Linked DNA regions of Homo sapiens: region 1 is linked to region 2. The links are chromatin loops, found by intact Hi-C in ENCODE. Cell type or tissue: dorsolateral prefrontal cortex. All regions are shown on one strand. Each heading gives the region's core, and the rest is flanking DNA. Links, peaks and the distances in the headings are about the cores only.

The links. Peaks named below come from ENCODE experiments on the same cell type or tissue, not always from the same donor. Only the 100,000 strongest peaks of a DNase experiment are listed, where the experiment ranks them.
Region 1: it touches region 2 in a loop (3-fold over the local background); 9 of 110 quality-filtered maps call a loop at or near these places.

The regions. Positions count from the first base shown.
Region 1 is chr12:12,397,215-12,400,123 of GRCh38, reverse strand. The region is part of intron 2 of BORCS5 (BLOC-1 related complex subunit 5); the gene reads right to left. Among named protein-coding and RNA genes, the nearest start is that of BORCS5, 42 kb to the right of the region's middle. In dorsolateral prefrontal cortex, for the core only: a CTCF peak has its summit at 1,419; no DNase peak of the experiment used is centred there; H3K27ac peaks cover 2,500 bases.
Region 2 is chr12:12,475,535-12,478,443 of GRCh38, reverse strand. DUSP16 (dual specificity phosphatase 16) reads left to right here. Exons shown (of 7, transcript NM_030640.3): 7 at 429-2,909. The coding sequence ends at 1,611. Among named protein-coding and RNA genes, the nearest start is that of DUSP16, 86 kb to the left of the region's middle. In dorsolateral prefrontal cortex, for the core only: no CTCF peak of the experiment used is centred there; a DNase peak (open chromatin) is centred at 1,403; H3K4me3 peaks cover 1,195 bases; H3K27ac peaks cover 2,500 bases.

The DNA of each region.
Region 1 (2,909 bases), core at 98-2,597, 78 kb after region 2:
GGAAAACATTCTTCAACTTAATTCAGCCTTGGTGCGAAGCCAAGGTTCTAAGTAGTGACTGACAACAAAGATTAGTGGGATTTGTTCATACTTCTCAAAATTTTCCTCTATTTGCACATCTTATTTAATAACATTTAATTTGGTTAATTTTTAGCAAACATTTGGCTAATGTCTATGCTTAGCTTTTCCAATAAAGCACTGTGTTATTTTCAGAAAGTCCAGATGAGTGGAAAACAATGACACTTTGAGTTACTGACTCAGTTAATAAAACCTAAGGGAAAATGGCTGCTGAGACTTAGAAGTCATGACGGAAACAACTGGTGACAGTACACCTAAATTACTGGCTAAGCACCTAGAAGGACACAGTCTTTGGCAGGACAGGCTTAAAAGATTGAAACCTACAAAGGGACATTAAATACTATTAATTCAACATGTATGTGAAGGTCTTTAACTGCTGTAATTATCTCAGAGGGTTTTTCTTTTAGAAGTTCTAGATCTGTGGTACTCAGAATTGTCCCCAAAATGCCAACATTGTAAGCTTAACAATGCCATGTAAAATCTCCTGTTTCTTTGTTATGGTCTTTCATTATCTCCATTGTATTCCATCTTTATATTCCAATCCAAATCTTTTATTCATGCCTGCCTCTTCCCTGTCCTCTCTTATTTCCCCTCTACCTTACCTGCAACCCTGACCTCCACCCCAGGCTGCCTCTTGAAAATGCAGAGCAACCACCCAAAGAGCTGGAGAGTGAGTGTTGATTTGGGGAACAATAGTGGGCTACGTAAGAAACCCTTTTGCAATTCACCTTTTTTTTTCCTTCCCTCCATCCAATTTTTCCAAACTTTTTCCCCCAATACTGTTGTTTTTCCCTGAAATTCACTCTGAGGAGTGAATAGGAGTGATAGGTTGAATGAAACCTATGCTACAGTATAAACACACAACTTCTTAAAACTTTCCAAGATCTTTATGCTAAGGAACAACAAAGAAAACTGTGCTGCTTAGTAATACTGTAAAACACATACTGTTTTAGCCCCCCTGAAACACACAGAGGTAATCTGGAAGAAGGAAGGCCTCTCCTGGCCATCGCAGAGACTGGGGCACCACTGGCAATTCAGTGGGCAGGGACAAAAATTGCCAATACACGGCAGTGACACACAATAAAGGCTGGCCCACCCAAGATGCCAGTAGCACCCCAACCGTCTCTCCCACTCTTATTATGATACACTGGACCACAGACACTCATGTAGCCAGATAACTCCAACTAATTTCAATAAATAGTTGGCTAATCTTGACATTTTCTGCCTTGTAGGAAAAGGTAAAATCAGCTATCGATTGGGCTGCCTGAATTCCCAATATCGCACAGATATCTGGGAAGGGGGAGGCAGGTGGTGGCACAAGGTCTGCACAGTATTGCCTCCTAGTGTTTGGAAATTCTCATTAAAATGACCATATTTTGAGTTTGATAGCACTGTATTCCAGAGACTTCTTCACTCATCCTTGATGCAGCATTATATTGAGCCAAAAGAGCTACAGGGGCCATTCTTCCCTGAAAATGAGTCAAGATGGTTACACAACCCTCCGCAGGGATCTGCACACAACGGCCCTCTGAGGGTGTGGGGGAGGACATGGTAAACATCTCTCCCCTTCATCAGCTCATGTTCTGACTCAGATTTTTCCTGACAAAACAAACATGGCTTTGATTACATATTAATTATTTTTGTAGCAAGCAGCTCATTCTCACATTCCTTCTCCTGCTCATTTTCCCTCCATAATTCTTTACCCTTTGCCCACAATCCCTCCTCCCAGTCATGTTGTACTATTTGTATGGAAAAAAAAAATTTTAAAGAGTTGCTTCTTGCCAAGTGTGACATCAACTCATTCTTATTTAGTGATGTCCCGCAAGAACTTGCTCTCCCAAAACGTTTGCTCAGTTTTGAGGCAACAAGATTACTCACTGCATTGTTTTCCCTGTCACTTGTTTTTGATGCATTAGTGCATCTTCTGAAACAGATGACATAACACCTAATTTCTATGACCCAAAGCGCTATACACATGTATACAAGCATCTTTTCAGACAGCTTCAGGAAGACAAAGCATTGCTCCTAACTTACTAAGAAGGAAAAAATAACACTATAACAAGATAACGATAATTTTAACCTCCCTGAAAAAGCTCTCTCTGCTTTCGGTAACAAGAAACAGCTATATGATAGTAAGGAAAATGTAAGCCCCAAATTCCATTCTAGGTGAAGAGCTTTGGTTACTTAGAGGAAAGAGAAGAGGAAGATGAAGAAGGAGTGACCCCTAAAATAGTAGGACAGACATATTACACTACTTCACGCTTAACACTTCTTAGCAAGGCACTTCTTAATGAATGCTCTTGGAAAATCAATAATTTTATTCTACACATAAAATAAGCCAAAGTTTAGAATTATTTTCAGTTAGCTCACTGAAAAAACTGGCGGTGGTATTCTTAAAATGTGTTCGACAATGATGGAATTACCAGACTATGTCAGGTACCGATCTTCTCTCATCAAAGTCTTCTTTAAAACTCTTTCCATTCCACTCCTCTGTTAATTAAAAGGTACAAGTGGGAATGATATTATTCCCTAGCTCTCCTTCCTTCAGGGAACAATATTAGCAGCACAGCAGACTTAATTATCAGAATGCAGAAGCGAATTCCCAGCGTAGGCTGTTCCTGGGCACAAATGCCAGTTCTGTCACATTCCAGTACTGGCTGACCAGGATGGCACTGAGGAACCTCAGCACGTACAAAAAACTGTGTAACAACTTGAGCATGTTCCTGGTCATTCTCTAGGATGTCGGCATTTTGGGGTTTCCACTGTCACCCTAGGGGAATCAGTTTAGATCCAACGCACCTAGAAATACTTTAGGACAGGGCATTCAAAGC
Region 2 (2,909 bases), core at 97-2,596:
GGAGGACTGCACGTGCCCAGGAATTCGAGGCTGCAGTGAGCTATGATCATGCCACTGTATTCCAGCCTGGGCGACAGAACAAGTCTCTGTCTCTTAAAAAAAAAAAAGACCACCACCAACAAAACCCCATACCATCTCTTATCAGCTGCATTGGGAGCCCTGGGCCTTTGAAAATAAGGAGACAAAAACTAGAGCCTTTGGGGCCCAGCTGCCTCTTCTGGCATACTCCAGGATGTGTGCAAAGCTTCCCCAGTGCCTAGGGCCTTTGTATTCTCCACCTTGAAGCATCTCCCCGAACTTGTAAACCAATCATCTTCCAAAGTTTTTGAGGTCTGCCTGATAATTCCCTATCTCATTTATTCACTTAATATTCTTAAGATAAAGTGTAGTTGTAAAATTCGGGTTTTTGTTTTTTCCTCTCTCTGCAGATTTGTGAAAGAAAAAAGACCTACTATATCTCCAAACTTCAATTTTCTGGGCCAACTCCTGGACTATGAGAAGAAGATTAAGAACCAGACTGGAGCATCAGGGCCAAAGAGCAAACTCAAGCTGCTGCACCTGGAGAAGCCAAATGAACCTGTCCCTGCTGTCTCAGAGGGTGGACAGAAAAGCGAGACGCCCCTCAGTCCACCCTGTGCCGACTCTGCTACCTCAGAGGCAGCAGGACAAAGGCCCGTGCATCCCGCCAGCGTGCCCAGCGTGCCCAGCGTGCAGCCGTCGCTGTTAGAGGACAGCCCGCTGGTACAGGCGCTCAGTGGGCTGCACCTGTCCGCAGACAGGCTGGAAGACAGCAATAAGCTCAAGCGTTCCTTCTCTCTGGATATCAAATCAGTTTCATATTCAGCCAGCATGGCAGCATCCTTACATGGCTTCTCCTCATCAGAAGATGCTTTGGAATACTACAAACCTTCCACTACTCTGGATGGGACCAACAAGCTATGCCAGTTCTCCCCTGTTCAGGAACTATCGGAGCAGACTCCCGAAACCAGTCCTGATAAGGAGGAAGCCAGCATCCCCAAGAAGCTGCAGACCGCCAGGCCTTCAGACAGCCAGAGCAAGCGATTGCATTCGGTCAGAACCAGCAGCAGTGGCACCGCCCAGAGGTCCCTTTTATCTCCACTGCATCGAAGTGGGAGCGTGGAGGACAATTACCACACCAGCTTCCTTTTCGGCCTTTCCACCAGCCAGCAGCACCTCACGAAGTCTGCTGGCCTGGGCCTTAAGGGCTGGCACTCGGATATCTTGGCCCCCCAGACCTCTACCCCTTCCCTGACCAGCAGCTGGTATTTTGCCACAGAGTCCTCACACTTCTACTCTGCCTCAGCCATCTACGGAGGCAGTGCCAGTTACTCTGCCTACAGCTGCAGCCAGCTGCCCACTTGCGGAGACCAAGTCTATTCTGTGCGCAGGCGGCAGAAGCCAAGTGACAGAGCTGACTCGCGGCGGAGCTGGCATGAAGAGAGCCCCTTTGAAAAGCAGTTTAAACGCAGAAGCTGCCAAATGGAATTTGGAGAGAGCATCATGTCAGAGAACAGGTCACGGGAAGAGCTGGGGAAAGTGGGCAGTCAGTCTAGCTTTTCGGGCAGCATGGAAATCATTGAGGTCTCCTGAGAAGAAAGACACTTGTGACTTCTATAGACAATTTTTTTTTCTTGTTCACAAAAAAATTCCCTGTAAATCTGAAATATATATATGTACATACATATATATTTTTGGAAAATGGAGCTATGGTGTAAAAGCAACAGGTGGATCAACCCAGTTGTTACTCTCTTAACATCTGCATTTGAGAGATCAGCTAATACTTCTCTCAACAAAAATGGAAGGGCAGATGCTAGAATCCCCCCTAGACGGAGGAAAACCATTTTATTCAGTGAATTACACATCCTCTTGTTCTTAAAAAAGCAAGTGTCTTTGGTGTTGGAGGACAAAATCCCCTACCATTTTCACGTTGTGCTACTAAGAGATCTCAAATATTAGTCTTTGTCCGGACCCTTCCATAGTACACCTTAGCGCTGAGACTGAGCCAGCTTGGGGGTCAGGTAGGTAGACCCTGTTAGGGACAGAGCCTAGTGGTAAATCCAAGAGAAATGATCCTATCCAAAGCTGATTCACAAACCCACGCTCACCTGACAGCCGAGGGACACGAGCATCACTCTGCTGGACGGACCATTAGGGGCCTTGCCAAGGTCTACCTTAGAGCAAACCCAGTACCTCAGACAGGAAAGTCGGGGCTTTGACCACTACCATATCTGGTAGCCCATTTTCTAGGCATTGTGAATAGGTAGGTAGCTAGTCACACTTTTCAGACCAATTCAAACTGTCTATGCACAAAATTCCCGTGGGCCTAGATGGAGATAATTTTTTTTTCTTCTCAGCTTTATGAAGAGAAGGGAAACTGTCTAGGATTCAGCTGAACCACCAGGAACCTGGCAACATCACGATTTAAGCTAAGGTTGGGAGGCTAACGAGTCTACCTCCCTCTTTGTAAATCAAAGAATTGTTTAAAATGGGATTGTCAATCCTTTAAATAAAGATGAACTTGGTTTCAAGCCAAATGTGAATTTATTTGGGTTGGTAGCAGAGCAGCAGCACCTTCAAATTCTCAGCCAAAGCAGATGTTTTTGCCCTTTCTGCTTCACTGCATGGATACAGTTGGTAAAATGTAATAATATGGCAGAATTTTATAGGAAACTTCCTAGGGAGGTAAATTATGGGAAGATTAAGAAAGGTACAAATTGCTGAGGAGAAGCAGGAAACCTGTTTCCTTAGTGGCTTTTATCCCCTCGGCATGCGATGGGGCTGATGTTTCTATGATTGCCTCAGACTTTCACATTTACTAGTAGGGCTGAGAGAGGCTTTAGTGAGGAAGGAATATTCAGAATAAAACGGTTGAGAAAGCTGAGAAGACC